Regions from separate parts of the Homo sapiens genome. Here region 2 is linked to region 1. The links are chromatin loops, found by intact Hi-C in ENCODE. Cell type or tissue: GM12878. All regions are shown on one strand.

What was found. Hi-C counts contacts between places; a loop is a spot of excess contacts. Peaks named below come from ENCODE experiments on the same cell type or tissue, not always from the same donor. Only the 100,000 strongest peaks of a DNase experiment are listed, where the experiment ranks them.
Region 2: it touches region 1 in a loop (4-fold over the local background); 17 of 110 quality-filtered maps call a loop at or near these places.

Annotation. Positions count from the first base shown.
Region 1 is chr10:103,107,156-103,115,155 of GRCh38, reverse strand. The region is part of intron 4 of NT5C2 (5'-nucleotidase, cytosolic II); the gene reads left to right. Among named protein-coding and RNA genes, the nearest start is that of NT5C2, 82 kb to the left of the region's middle. In GM12878, no CTCF peak of the experiment used is centred here; DNase peaks (open chromatin) are centred at 2,440, 2,914 and 3,955; H3K4me3 peaks cover 1,912 bases; H3K27ac peaks cover 2,980 bases.
Region 2 is chr10:103,181,655-103,189,654 of GRCh38, reverse strand. The region is part of intron 1 of NT5C2 (5'-nucleotidase, cytosolic II); the gene reads left to right. Among named protein-coding and RNA genes, the nearest start is that of NT5C2, 7.6 kb to the left of the region's middle. RefSeq lists enhancers at 2,246-2,745, 2,746-3,247. In GM12878, no CTCF peak of the experiment used is centred here; no DNase peak of the experiment used is centred here; H3K4me3 peaks cover 1,413 bases; H3K27ac peaks cover 1,748 bases.

The sequences.
Region 1 (8,000 bases):
GTGCTGGGGTTATAGGCGTGAGCCACCGCGCCCAGCCAAAGGCTATTTTCAACATGACTAAACTTGTTTTCAGCATACTTCTAACATAATAGCTACCTTTGATTCATTATCTCCTTTCTGCTTACACATTCTCTGGATGTTTGTTTTATCATGCAGATAATGGCCAATGAGGAAAGGACAAATGATAATGGAATTAAGTTGTATAGCAAAGATTTAGGTTAAACCTTATGAATAAGACACTAATACTGTAGTTGGTTACCTAAGCAGATCATGAGGATGTTGTGATTCTGTCACTGGGAACATTTGTTCGGTTTTGATAATCTAGTGAAGAAATCAGATTCAGACGATTATAGGGGTCCACATCAAGTTACCACATAGAGGTTCTTTTATTTTCTGTTTTTAATCCACTTCCTCCGTTTTTTCTTGGGATGAATAGACTGACAGTATTACCCAGAATACTTTATGTTATTAAAGAATGAATGTATTTCCATCTAGATTTCCAATTCATTAAGTACCTAAATTCTATTTATTTCCTTAAGACTCTTTGAAGAAGGTAGTCAAACACTTCAATTAAATGGGATAGATAATGTATGTGGAAGTATATGACCTAAAGTATAGGCTAGAGGTGCACACTGTTGGCCCATGGACCCAACTTAGACCACAGACCATAGTTTGGCTGAAAGAGTTTTTGTTTATTTAATTGGGTCAGTATTTTTATTTTTATTTTTTATTTATTTATTTATTTTTGAGACAGAGTCTCGCTCTGTCACCCAGGCTGGAGTGCAGTGGCGTGATCTCAGCTCACTGCAACCTCCGCCTCCCTGGTACCAGTGATACAGGCACGTGCCACCACGACAGGTGTGCGCCACCACACTCGGCTAATTTTTTTTGTTGTTGTATTTTTTAGTAGAGACAGGGTTTCACCATATTGGCCAGGCTGGTCTCGAACTCCTTACCTCGTGATCCGCCCACCTTGGCCTCCCAAAGTGCTGGGATTACAGGCGTGAGCCACCAAGCCGGCCTAATTGGGTCAGTGTTATACAGTTGAGAGACTACAGGTAAAAGTCTAGGTTGGCTGTTATCACGCAATTGGGAACATTTGGCTCCCATTCCCTCAGGGAAGTCAGCTACACTTGAGTAGCCACTTCCTCCTCTAGACAAGATGTGCACCCTCATGTATCCCACTTCACACATTAATTCACTTGCCTAGTCTTGACATAGATGTTTGTAATGTATTAGTTGAATCTGAATTTCAGAGAGTTGTCAGGTAAACTTTATAGTACCTTGAGAAATTGGTTATAAAAATGAGTTATCTGTATAAGCCTGAATAAGTCAGACATAAATCATGCATAGGTTTTAAGAAGACTTCCTGGGCTGGATTGATTGGTCCTCTTTTTGTCTCTCTATACTTTCTTAGTCATTTGATTAGTCTTAGTTATTGATCTCCTAAAACTTATTATAAATATCTAAATGTATATCCCCTCTAATATGCCATGAGCTATAAGCTCTTTCACGGCCCAGGATCATACATTATTTTGTTTCTTCTTCTCAGCTTCTAGTACCTGGTACACTGTAGGTATCCAAATGTTTGTTAAATTCTTCTAACTTTAGTATAGGCATTTGAGTGCTGTGATCTGTTTTTATTTTTGAAAAAAAAAATATTAGCTATTTCTGTTTTTGTATTACAAGCAGCTCCTTTGGTTAAAGACGATTTTTAAAAGTTATTTCAATAATTTTCAATTTTTCTGTCTTAAATTGAAAACAGTACTGAAAATACAAGATATTTGTAAGTGTTCAGATTCTCAGATGGAATATTTTTGAAGTAGGTATTTTTTTCATTTTATTTAAAAATATTCTTCTAATATTCTTAGTATTTTTTAAACAAATAACTCTTAATTACCATTTAATTTTGCATTTGCTTGCAATAAACTGAAATTGGCAGTTGCTCAAACTCCACTTTACTTATTTACACATCTAGTTATTTGGGAATGTGTTTTACTTTGTATTACTAAAAGTATTGCTATGATATCTAGCTGTTTTAAGTAAATTAAAATTGAGGCCATTTTAGGAAATTTGCTTTGAAAATTTAGAAAGATATGAAAATATCTTTTTTAGGTCATTTGTGATCTCTTAGGTTAGAGATAGGATTTTTGCCTGTGTCTATTTAATGTGTTAGGAGGATTTTCATATAGTTTTGGAAAATGGAAAAAAGTCCTTGGGCATTTGTTTATATGATAATTGGAAAGATCTCACTTAAAATTTTCTCAGAGAAAAATGTGCGTTATCACCTTTTCTAGTTAGAGGCTTAGAGAACCAACATCATGTAGCCTACAGCTAAATAGATGAGCATGTTGATGTTGATCATTCTTATAACATAAAAGCAAATGACTATTCTTGGGTGGTTGGGTTGCATTTTTGGTTTTCATTGTGACTGTTGGTAGTGTTGTAATGCTTTTAGGACTTTTAGACATTGCATCTGGTCATTTCTGCTCTTCGGTTGAGTACCCCAAAAATCCAAGAATTGGAGGAGCCCAGTGACATGTTTTCAAAAACCTAAATGTCTCTAGGGAAAATGACTCCCTATAAAGTTAAACATAATGCATATCTTTAAAGTGTCAGTATATTTAATGGATTATGTATCTTCAACTCAGTTATTTTACTAGACTAGGTAGTTTCTTTTAACTTTATAGAGTATAAATTGGCTTACTAAGGGCAGATTTCCACTGACAATCAAAATTTAAAAATTTCCTTCCATTCCAAATTTAGATATCTGGTTAGATTTTTAGCAGTGTGCAGTTGATTCTAGTCATCTTGATAATGATGACTAGAATCTTGATAATGACTAACCTAGTAGTTAGGTATAGGTAGACTCAGCTAAAATGGGTACTTGGAAGCAAGATGAGGCCACTCTGGTATTTGTATCCTTTATTCAGTCTGTTTCACTACCCATAGTTTAATTTTAAACACCATTTGCCAGCTGTATTCAGTTTCTATCGTGTTAGCCTGAAATGTGCTAGAGAAAATAAACTAAGACCAATAGACTTATTTTTCTGTTTGTCTTTCGACTTAACATTTTAGGATCAGACTTGGCTTGTATTCCAGACTCAGGGTGCCAGAAAAGTAAATAATACACAATAATACTTAGGCTTATCTTCAATACCCTTGTTTTGTTATGGCCAATTAGGCTAATTTTAGTGATGGTCAGAGGCTTCTAAATTGGAGGGCAGTAGTAACTCCTGTAAATACCAATTTCCAAATGGTATCTCTCTGTTCCAGCCCATCACAACAGTTTTAAAACCAGCTTTTGTTTTTGTTTTTGTTTTGTTTTGTTGCTTTTTGTTTTTTAACAGGAGAGCCAGTGTAACTCCTTCAAGACTGGAGTGACACACACTGCATCTGCATCTGCCTCATGTGAGTTCTCATTTTGGCAGCAGCACTCTGCTAGGCTGGAACCTCTGTAGAGGTTTGCCCTTTATTTTTCTAAATCTATAAATTACTACATAGTGTGTCTTGGTGGCAATGGTAAAAAGTGCATGAGAATTCCAAACTTCTCTGCAGAAAGTTTTCTGCTCATTCCAAAGGGACTTTGTCCTTTAATATGTATTCTATCTTGTATGAACAGCATCTACTCAAAACAGAGCCCACAACTTTCATCCTGAAAACATAGTTATTTTTTGAAGAACTGTTTTTTCCTTGCAGATTATGGAGTAAAGAATATCTTTAAATGCTCTCAGTAACTTCAACTTTCAAAGCGTTGGTTGTTTTCTTTATAGTCTAATTATGTAACCTGAGAACACTGTGTGCTGTCCTAGTGGCTGAAGCAGTCCTCCTTTTGGGACTCTAGCCCTTAAAATAGCTTCTTCCTTTGTCTTCCGATATTGAGTAACTAGGGGTAGGCCAGAGTACCTTCTGGGAGAAGAAATAAGCAGATATTGTGTGAAGTTATGTTTACTCTGAAGCTATTGCCTGGGTTTTGGAACCACAGAAAGTCAATTGTGAGAGTTGAGCTTGAAGCTGTGCATCATTTACTTGCCACAGTTGTGGGAGAGAAATTGAAATTAGAGCCTTTGCAGCTGTGGAGAGGCATAAAGCTCTAAGTCTGAGGAGATATATGTGGTTTCCTATAAATATCTGAGGCTGGCTTTGTAGGGCCTGGTTGATTAAAAAAGGAATTTTATTTTTTATATTTTACTTTTATTTTTAAAGGAATGGCAGTACTTAGCTTCAGGAATTTTTGCCACCAGGTCACAATAAATATGTTTATCACTGAGGGACACTTAGAATAAAACATCTAAATTCATGCTCTGTGTGGCTGCAATTCTGCGTCTCCAACCTTGGTTGTACTATATAGCAGATAATTTAATGACCAAGGAGTTTGTGTTGCTGAAATGATTATCTGGGAAAATCATTTGTGATTATCTGGGAAAACTGACATTTTCTCATAAGCTTGTAGGTCTTACTGATTAATAGAGCTTGATGAAATAGTGTTGTCAGGGTAGAACTTGGACTCTCTTTATTAAATCCATTCCCACTTGTGAGTAGAGCAGTTTATTTTGGACTAGTTGAAAAAAATTGGAGGGAGAAGTGTATGTTTCAACACCCAAGCTTAAGTTTTGATGGCTTATGTAATCTAGAAATTCACTTTTTGCAGTGGTAGTATATATACCCTATCACAAAGAGCTTTTGTTTGTTTGCTTTTTGAGATGAAGTCTCACTCTGTTGCCCAGACTGGAGTGCAGTGGTGCAGTCTTGGATCACTGCAACCTCCGCCTCCTGGGTTCAAGCATTTCTCCTGCCTCAGCCTCCTAAGTAGCTGGGACTGCAGGTGCGAGCCACCACGCCCAGCTAATTTTTGTGTTTTTAGTAGAGACGGGGTTTCGCCATATTGGCCAGGGTGGTCTCAAACTCCTGACCTCAAGTGATCCACACGCCCCGGCCTCCCAAAGTGCTGGGATTACAGGTGTAAGTGCTGGGATTACAGGTGTGAGTTACCACTCCTGGCCTTACAAAGAGCTTTTGGAGACTCAAAGAGACCTAAATTTTGGCTTCAGCTGATGTTTGTACTTGCTATATAACTTCACGTCAGCAAATGGGGAAGATATATCATATTTTTAGGAAGTACTCTGAGTTCATTGAGAAAAAGGAAATTTAAAGTATTTCCATAGGTGGAATTTCTAGAAAGTCACTTCGGTTGAACACTTGGGAAATTCTGCCCTGCCAATAAATATAATGTGGCAAGTATAGTGTTTTTATTTTCTGCTATTCTAGGATTTGTGCTGTCAAAATGGGGATTTGAGACTTTTTCTCTCCTGTATTGTTTTTCACTGAAAATTATGAGTACATTAATTTGTGCTTCAAATCCAAATTGTCTCATAGACATAGGTTTTACTCGATAGTCACTCCATTGCTCTATAGTTACCTAATTTCTCTAGCTGGAGAAATTGCTGATTTAGGGGTGAGTGTGGGTGGGAGTAATTAAGGTTTGTTTTTTGTCTCCCACTCTTAAGGCATATCCAGCAAATTGTCCTTCTGAAAAAATTAACAATTGAAAACATTTTATATGGACCAAATCCTGTAAGAATAAATGTCAGTAGATTACCCAAATTACTTAGCTATACTGGAACTTTATTTCATTAAATACAGTTTGAAATAAATGGGGCCTTGGTTAGGATTGAGAAATAATTTTTGTTTTATGGAGATTGTACTAAAATGAGATTTACTTGCAACTGGGGTGGGAGCATGGGGCATTGAGGAGGGTAAGGTGAGAGTGGTTATACTTATAACAAATTTACAACAGTAGGTGCCATGCCTTATGGTTTTATGATACACCAGCTCTTACTCTATTAGTGTATATAGCACTTTATTTTTTTATCCACAGTGTACATCATATAGATTTAGGAATTCCACACTTAAGTCTTCAACAAGTTTTTTTTAGGGGGATGGGAGAGGATGAGGCAGGATTTAAGGGGAAGAAGGTAATATAGCCAGTTTTGAAAATGTTAGCCATGGCTGGGCATGGTGGCTCAGCCTGTAATAGCAGCACTTTGGGAGCCCGAGGCAGGCGGATCACTTGAGGTCAGGAGTTCGAGACCAGCCTGGCCAACATGGTGAAACCCCCGTCTCAACTAAAAATACCAGGTGTGGTGGCGGGCACCTGTAATCCCAGCTACTTGGGAGGCTGAGTCATGAGAATCGCTTGAATCTGGGAGGCAGAGGTTGCAGTGAGTCAAGATCACGGCCACTGCACTCCAGCCTGGGCAATGGAGCGAGACTCTGACTCAGAAAAAAAGAAAAAGAAAAAGAAAAAAAAAAGTTAGCCAGGGTTAGCATTGGCATTAAATTATTATTACCCTTGTGACAACAAAAGAAATAAAGATGGTTTTTTTCTTTTGGCATTGTTCTGATGAGACTCAAAAGACCTTAAAAGGCTTCTGGTTTTAAAATCTGACAAATATTTATTAAAGGATTTTGAAAGCCCAGCTTGCTTTTTAAAAACTTCAGTTTAATTTTAAAAATAGATATACATTAATGTAAGTTTTAAAGGTACAAGAAGTACATGACAGTTTCCTTCCCTGTCTCTTAAAGGCCACTCAGTTCCTTTCCTACGTGGCAACTAGTATTACTGTTATATATTTCCAGAAATATTCTAAAGGATTGTTTTTGGAAAGGGAAAGTTGAATCACACTCATTAAAGTATTAGCACCAACTTGGATAGGTAGACTAATTGCAATGAAAAATCAGTTTGCGCCAAAAGCTAAAGATGTTAATAGTAGATGGAAGAACTATAATAATAATAGTTGCATTATTATGAGATTACAAGAATAGGATGGATATTTTTGCCTCATTTGGCATTTAGCAAGCTAGCAGGTCTTTTTAGCTGTTATTTTTAATATGGCTTACTCACTCCTGGAGACTGATGGAAAGATGCTTACCTAAATATTTCATTTGGAAGAAACCTATTTAAAGGAGCAACATTTTCTTTTCTTTTCTTTTTTTTCTTTTTGAGACAGTCTCACTCTGTCGCCAAGGCTGGAGTGTAGTGGCACGGTCTCGGCTCACTGCAGCCTCCACCTCCTGGGTTCAAGCGATTCTCCTGCCTCACCCTCCCGAGTAGCTGGGATTACAGGTGCCCGCCACAACGTCCAACTAATTTTTGTGTTTTTAGTAGAGACGGGGTTTCACTGTGTTGGCCAGGCTGGTCTGGAACTCCTGACCTCAAGTGATCCGCCCGCCTTGGGCTCCCAAAGTGCTGGGATTACAGGCGTGAGCCACCGCACCTGGCCGCAACATTTTCTTTCTGCTTGAATTTCAGTAGTAAACTCTGAAAAGTTTTTTCATTATGGAAAATTTCAGACTTACACAATAGAGAGAGAACCCCTCATTGCCTGAAATCCCTGTTATTTGACCTGTAACAAACTCAATGCTCCTTTGGCAGATAAGGAGAGATTTAGTTTTATATACACATTTGCATATTTTTTTTTTTTAGACAGAGTCTCGCTCTGTCACCCAGGCTGGAGTGCAGTGGCATGATCTCAGTTCACTGCAACCTCTGCCTCTCAGGTTCAAGCGATTCTCCCACCTCAGCCTCCTAGCTGGGACAACAGGCATGCGCCACCACACCCGGCTAATTTTTTGTATTTTTAATAGAGACGGGGGTTTCACCATGTTGGTCAGGCTGGTCTCGAACTCTTCACCTCAAGTGATCTGCCCGCCTCGGCTTCTCAAAGTGCTGGAACTACAGGCATGAGCCACCACGCCTGACCAATTCTTCAATATCTAACTCCATTTCATATTTAGATTTCCCTAATTGTCACAAACATGTCTTTTTATGGTTGGTTTACAATAATAACCTGCAAAATACAATTTTGATGGCATACATTGTTAGAGCTGATAAGAAAACAGTTAATCTAACAAGTGGAACAAATATGTTGATTGGAGAAGGCATATAAAGCAATTACCCAAGCCAAACAGGAATTCCAAAAATAAATTATTTTAAAAGT
Region 2 (8,000 bases), 74 kb before region 1:
AAAAAATTATGACAGTCTTAATCTTTGTTTTTTTTTTCGTTTTTTTTTTTGAGATGGAGTCTCGCTCTGTCGCCAGGCTGTAGTGCAGTGGTGCGATCTCGGCTCACTGCAGCCTCCGCTTCCTGGGTTCAAGCGATTCTCCTGCCTCAGCCTACCGAGTAGCTAGGACTAAAGGCGTGTGCCACCACGCCCAGCTAATTTTTGTATTTTTAGTAGAGATGGGGTTTCACCATGTTGGCCAGGATGGTCTCAATCTCTTTACCTCATGATCCGTCCGCCTTGGCCTCCCAAAGTGCTGCGATTACAGGCGTGAGCTACCACGCCCGGCCCTTAATTTTAATTGTTAAAATTTGATAAAGAAGGTGGGTAGTAGACATATCAAATGATCATTATATTATTTTCTGTGTGTTTGAAATATTTCACAGTATTTTAAGATGAACCTAAAATAAAACATTAAAGAAACTCCATTAAACTAATGAGCCTATAAAAATATATATCCCACTGGGCATCTGTAATGAAAACATGCTAATACTCAGCAAGCTTACTGATTTTTTTTTTTAAGCCGTTAAATTTCAGGCATCAGATTTCAGTCTTCTCTTTCCAAGCACATAGTACAAGCAGGCTCTTTCATCCCACACTCTTTTTTTTTTTCCGAGACGGAGTCTCACTTTGTTGCCCAGGCTGGCTCGATCTCAGCTCACTGCAACCTCTACCTCCTGGGTTCAAGCAATTCTCCTGCCTCTGCCTCCCGAGTACTACAGGCATGCTGAGAATACAGGCATGTGACACTGTGCCCGGCTAATTTTTGTGTTTTCGGTAGAGATGGGGTTTCACCATGTTGGCCAGGCTGGTTTCAAACTCCTGACCTCAGGTGACCTGCCCACCTCAGCCTCCCGAAGTGCTGGGATTATAGGCATAAGCCACTGCGCCCAGCCCAAATTCGTATGTTATACAGAATTTTCTGATTTATAAATGTGGGCAACTGATCGTAAAAAATTGTAAAAAACACTGTGACCTCTACAGAATCTGGACCCATAAATCTGTTTCTACATCTGGAAGGGAACTTGAGAGTCTTCCACGTTCAATGCCTTCATTTGACAGATGGGGAAAGTGAATCCCAAAATGTTTTGCATTTTTTGTCTTTTATGCAAGAAAGTCTTCCCTACCTTTGATCCGTAAGGCTGTTCATCTCTATATTCTTCTGTAAATTGTATGGTTTTGCTTTTTCACATTTAGGTTTATTGACAGTGCGTATTTTTTTCTGCTTAGTTTATCTTTATTTTTTATTTATTTATTCATTTTTGATTTTTGCACTGTCGCCTGGGCTGGAGTGCAATGGCGTGATCTCTGCTTACTGCAACTTCCACCTCCTGGGTTCAAGTGATTCGTCTGGCTCAGCCTCCCGAGTAGCTGGGATTACAGGCGCCCGCCACCATGCCTGGCTAATTTTTTTGTATTTTTAGTGGAGATGGGGGTTTCGCTATGTTGGCCAGGCTGGTCTCGAACTCCTGACCTCGTGATCCACCTGCCTCGGCCTCCCAAAGCATTGGGATTACAGGCGTGAGCCACCGCGTCCGCCCTATTTTATCTTTAATATGATCAGCTAGTATTTGTGTTACATATTCTTTTTCTACCATTATGTTTGTCATAAAATTATGCTCTATAAATTCATAAGGACAGGACATGCTTTTGTTATGCTCTGATTTTGGGTCAGAATATTGTAGAAAATGAAATTTTTGAATTCATTTTAGTGTAAATATTTTACAGATTTCTGCTCTTCTACATTATTTTGTCTCATTTGCCTTTAAAGATGAGTAGTACATGTATTTGACTATCCTTGAAAAATATTTTGCACACTTTTTATAGCAGTCATATTAGAATCTAGTTAGGCATTTGTGTATCTCTATCTAGTTTGTTTGAGAGCTGCTAAGTAAACCAGCTAGAATAATAGTGTGTAGATTGAAATAGCTCAAACATTCTGTATCAAAATTATAAGAATTTTAAGTTATTTTAATAAGCATTTAACAGTATCATGCTGTGTAAATAAGACCAAGCTGTGGCTTGGAGAGTAAACATTAAAAGTTTTTTTTTTTTTTTTTTTTTAAGATGGATTCTCACTCTGCCCCCCAGGCTGAAGTGCATTGGTGCAGTCTCAGCTCACTGCAACCTCTGCCTCCCGGGTTCAAGCAATTCTCTGCCTTAATCTCCCGAGTAGCTGGGATTACAGGCGCCCACCACTACACCTGGCTAATTTTTTATTTTATTTTATTTTTAGTAGAGATGGAGTTTCTTCATTTTGGCCAAGCTGGTCTTGAACTCCTGACCTTGTAATCTACCCGCCTCAGCCTCCCAAAGTGCTGGGATTACAGATGTGAGCCACTGCAACTGGCCTTTTTTATTTTTTTAAGGTGGAGTCTCTCTGTGTTGCCCAAGCTGGAGTGTAGAGGTGCGCTCTCAGCGTACTGCAACTTCCGCCTGCTGGGTTTAAGCGATTCTCCTGCCTCAGCCTCCCTAGTAGCTGGGATTACAGGTATGCGCCACCATGCCTAGCTAATTTTTGTATTTTTAGTAGAGACAGGTTTTGCCCTGTTGGCCAGGCTGGTCTTGAACTCCTGACCTCAGGTGATCCGCCCACCTCAGCCTCCCAGAGTGCTGGGATTATAGGCGTGAACCACCGCCCCTGGCCTAACATTAGAATCTTTCACAAATCTGGTCAGTAAATGCCTTTTTTTTTTTTTTTTTGAGACGGAGTCTTGCTCTGTCACCCAGGCTGGAGTGCAGTGGCTCCATGTCAGCTCACTGCAGCCTCCATCTCCCGGGTTCAAGCTGTTCCTCTGCCTCAGCCTCCCTAGTGCTGGGATTACAGGCATGTGCCACCACGCCTGGCTATTTTTTTGTATTTTTAGTAGAGACGGGGTTTCACTGTGTTAGCCAGGATGGTCTCGATCTCTGTACCTTGTGATCCGCCCGCCTCGGCCTCCCAAAGTGCTGGGATTACAGGCATGAGCCACCGCACCCAGCCAGTAAATGCCATTTTTTTAAGCCTTGAATTACTCGTTTACTTTTGAAGTAGGTTTGGTGAAATAAATCTTGAATTAATTCTCTCTAGGTCTGAGAGCTTCCAGGAAGAAAGGAAACAAACCTATAGCTATAGTTGTCCTTATATTTAGGATACTTTAATTGACGTGATAAATGTGTGAAATTGTTACAGCCTCTGATACGTAATGGACGCTATGAGGTTTTGACTCCAAAAGTAGAAGCCTATTACTCATTCCTGCAAACATCAAGTACTGTATTGTGCTAAGGCTTCAAGTATTCAAACATCTTGCACTCAAGCATTATAAACAGTTTATATTGACCAATTTCCATGTCTCAGCCACTGTTCTTAGCACCTTACATCCTTGTTCCAACTCTACCTGTTTTGCAATGGAAGAAACTGTAGTGCTTATAATTTGCTTAGTCGTAGAGCTAGTTGGTGTTAGAGCCAGGTTTTGAACGCAGGCAGTGTGGCTCCAGAATCCGTACTCTTAACCACAGTATAATTCTGTGACTTCAAATTATCTAACTTCTCTTTCCTGTTTACTTCTTCGTAAAATGAGGATAATAGTACCTAACATATAGGGTTGTTCTGAAAAGTCAGTGAGTTAAAATATGTACTATGCTGCTTAGAATCATACATGAAAAATAGTAAGTACTCAATAAATGTCAGCTGTTATTATGTTAGCATTATTAAGGCATCGAACTCATGCATATCTCTGAATTTTAACCAAATAGGTGGACTAAACCTTAAGTATGAATTTATATATTAAAAGGTAGAAATACTGTGGTCTGTGGTTATTTATGCCTTTCCGATTTTATCTTTTTAAATTATTTTGTAACAGGAAAAATAAGAGCTAAACCAAAGTTGAATGGTGAGCAGGAGTTCATTGGTAAGAGAATGAGTTCTTTCCTGAAATAAAGCAGTTTTTTACCTGCTTTTTTTTTTTTTTCCTTTTTTTTTTTTTTGGAGACAGGGTCTTTGTCTGTTGTCCAGGCTGGAGTGTGCAGTGGTGCGATCTTGGCTCACGCAATCTCTGCCTTCCCGGCTCAAGCAATCTTCCTACCTCAGCCTCCCGAGTAGCTGGGTCTACAGGCACCCGTCACCATGCCTGTCTAATTTTTGCATGTTTTTATAGAGATGGGGGTTTTGCCATGTTGCTTAGGCTGGTCTCGAACTCCTAGGCTCAAGGGATCCGCCTGGCTTGGCCTCCCAGAGTGGTGGGATTATAGGTGTGAGCCACTGCACCTTGCCCTATGTATTTTTTTTTTTTAAAGGAGTATTCAGGAGTCATTACTAAAGGTGCAAAGTATTATATATCGTCTGAATGTAAAAATTGTACAGCTGGTTTATACCTTTATGCTTTTGAAGACCTCAGTTAATTATGGCAACGTTTTGAAGAAATAGCTCAGTCTTTTAAAATGTTTTCCTTACATGCTCTCTTGTTCCTTTGTGTCAATAACCATGTTATTGTTGAAGGTCCGGTATTATTCAAAACATTCAGTTAGAAGCAGCCTTAATGTGTTGATGTAGAACAAATATATAGCATTCTATGTGATATGGCAGGATAGTAGCAATAGAATGTTGATGAGAACATAGCAAAATTAGTCTTTTTTGTATATTTTCAAAAGTTTAGGAACAGATGAAATAAATTTGTAGTTTCTAGTTACAATTTCAGACTACAGATAGGAGCATGTAGCTGCTTGAAGAAGAAAAACAAATTGTCAAGGCAACAGGTACTGCATTTCTCACTCGACAAGTTCTCTCTTCTCAACTTTGTTATTTTTCCTTCGGAGAACAAGGAAGCTTTTGTTCCGAGGCCTGATGTTGAAATGTTAGCAAAATATTATGTTAATCAAGCCAAGAATCTTATGTATTTGTGAACCAAGAATAAGATTTCACAAAGATTCATTTAGAGTATTAAAAGGGACTTCTGCAGTTATTCTTGCATTTTCAGGCTTACACAAAAATAGGCTTCTGAAAAGCAAAGGGCTCCATGTGTAGACGTTTAATGGTTCATTTATTTCTGTCTGTTAAGTCTACTGTGCGAGATGCTGGGGATACAGCAGCAAATAAAACACTCCTCTCCCTTATGGAGCTTATATTTTGGAGAGATTGACAGAATGCAAACTGTCAAATGTAAGGGTTATGTGCAAAAAACAAGTAAAGCAGGGTAAGAGGACAGTGAGTGATGTGTGTGGGTAAGTGTGATGTTATTAGTTGGAGTTTGTTAACTGTTGGCATCACTTTGGTGTGTGAACTATTGAGTGTTGGCCTTTGACAGGAATGTGTAGTGCAGTTTGGGACAAGTGACATAAAGAACTCTGAATGAAAATAATGAAATGAAAAATAAACAAAAAAACTTGTTTATAGGCTGGGCACGGTGGCACATTCCTGTAATTCCAGCACTTTGGGAGGCAGGTGGATCACTTGAGGTCAGGAATTCGAGACCAGCCTAACCAACACGGTGAAACCCCGTCTGTACTAAAAATACAAAATTAGCCGGGCGTGGTGGCTCATGCCTGTAATCCCAGCTACTTGGGAGGCTGACGCAGGAGAATCGCTTGAATCTGGGAGGCGGAGGTTGCATTGAGCCGAGATCGCGTCATTGCACTCCAGCCTGGGCAACAAGAGTGAAACTCTGTCTCAAAAAAACTAAAAAAAAAAAAAACCAAAAACTTATCATGAACTATTTAAAAGATGAGAGGTAATGAAACATTTAAGATAATTTAAATGCAACAGTTTCAAGGAGCCTTCTGGAAAAATAGGCATTTCTTCATCTTAAACTATTTTATTTTTTAATTTTTATAGATTTAGGGGGTACAGTTTTGGATATATAGCATAGCAGTGGTCTGGCTTTTTAGTGTAACCATCACCTGAATAGTGTACATTGTACTCATCAGGTAATTTCTCATCCCTCACCCTCCTCCCACCCCCACTTAAAGTATATATATATGTGTGTGTGTATGTGTGTATGTATATGTATATATATATATATGGCGTGAACCCAGGAGGCAGAGCTTGCAGTGAGCTGAGATGGTGCCACTGTACTCCAGCCTGGAAGACAGAGCGAAAGAGACTTCGTCTTTAAAAAAAAAAAAAAAAAAAAGCATTTGTTTAATTATTTTTGCAGTAGAAGAAAAGAAAGGAAGAATGATGCAGAGGCAATATTGAGAGGGATTTGGGGCAGGAATTTTTCAAAATTCATTAGAGTTATTAAAGAACAGTTTAAAACTAGTAATTCCAAGAAGGAGGGATAGATTGTTAAAAAAAAAAAAAAAAAGCTAATAATTTCAGGAAAGAGGGGAGGGAAGGAGTGTGTGATATATATATATATATATATATATATATATATCACACACACACATATATATATATCTCCTTTCATGTGTTTTGTGATGATAAGGAGTAAAGGTTACAAAATACTTAAAAAAGCTATAGCTTATTTCACAGTGCTATTCTTTGAGTTATAGGTGACACTGTTAACTACAAATATGAGGATTTAGTTTTTCAGCAGTACTGGTAGATGAATTAAAGTAAACTTGCATCTGACTTTCCATGTTTTTAAGGGGATGTATTTGTAAGTAAGTTGGTCTGTGGCTATGTTACAGAGAGGCCCTTAAGCACAATATAATGATAAAACCAAATGTCTAACTACTATAGGTTATTGATTTTACTTGCTTATCTGCCAAGGACTAGGGTTATCAAAGACTGAATAAAATGTGGCTATTTAGTACAATATGAGGCATACAAATGGAGGATATAGCTTTAACTTTTGTTTTTCCATAAACTAGTTTAACATGAGTAATATGCAGTGAAAGTTGTTGTATTTAGAGACCAAAATAAGTTTCAGGCTGGTGAGAAAATTTGAAGAAATTATTCAAAATTATCCTTTCCATGTAAGTTTTAGGGCAGTGTTCTTAGAATGAGAATGAATGGTTGATTATAAAACTTAAAAATGCCAAGTTTAGTTTTTTTTTTTTGAGATGGAGTCTTGCTCTGTCACCCAGGCTAGAGTACAGTGGCGGGATCTCGGCTCACTGCAAGCTCTGCCTCCTGGGTTCAAGTGATTCTCCTGCCTCACCCTCCCAAGTTGCTGGGATTATGGGTGCCTGCCACCACGCCTGGCTACTTTTTATATTTTTAGTAGACAGGGTTTCACCATGTTGGCCAGGCTGGTCTTGAACTCCTGACCTCAGATGATCCACCCGCCTCGGCTTCCCAAAGTGCTGGGATTACAGGTGTGAGCCACCCAGGTTTTGTATTTTAAATACAAAATTAAAATTTGAGTGAAGTAGAAACTACTGATTATTCATACTGCTATTATTACCCTATTATCTATGTTGACATACTTATTCCATTGAAAAATGAATATTTGATTCAAATTGCCATGTGTTAAACACTGCCTGATAGACCTGCTCTACATATTGTTAAAGTGCTCCTCACTTTATTCCAAATGAATTACTGACCTGACTTGAAACAGACATGTAAAATGACTTTTTAAAGAGCGTTTGCCAATGTATAACTCTAGCAGCGTGGCATTTTGTCTTAATGCAGAATTGTCATGAAAAGAAGTGCTGACTGCTATTTTTTCTTTTTTTTTTTTTTGAGATAGAGTCTCGCTCTGTTGCCCAGGCTGGAGTGCAGTGGCGCAGTCTCAGCTCACTTCAACCTCCGCCTCCCGGGTGGGAGAAGCAATTCTCCTGCCTCAGCTTCTCGAGTAGCTGGGACTACAGGGATACGCCACCACGCCTGGCTGATTTTTTTCCGTTTTTAGTAGAGACAGGGTTTCATCATGTTGGCCAGGCTGGTCTCGAACTCCTGACCTCAAATGATCCACCCACCTTGGCCTCCCAAAGTGCCAGGATTACAGGCGTGAGCCACCACGCCAGGCCTTTACTGCTATTTTTATACTTTTATCAGTTTGGGCGTGAAGAATATTACTGTACTACATCATAATTCT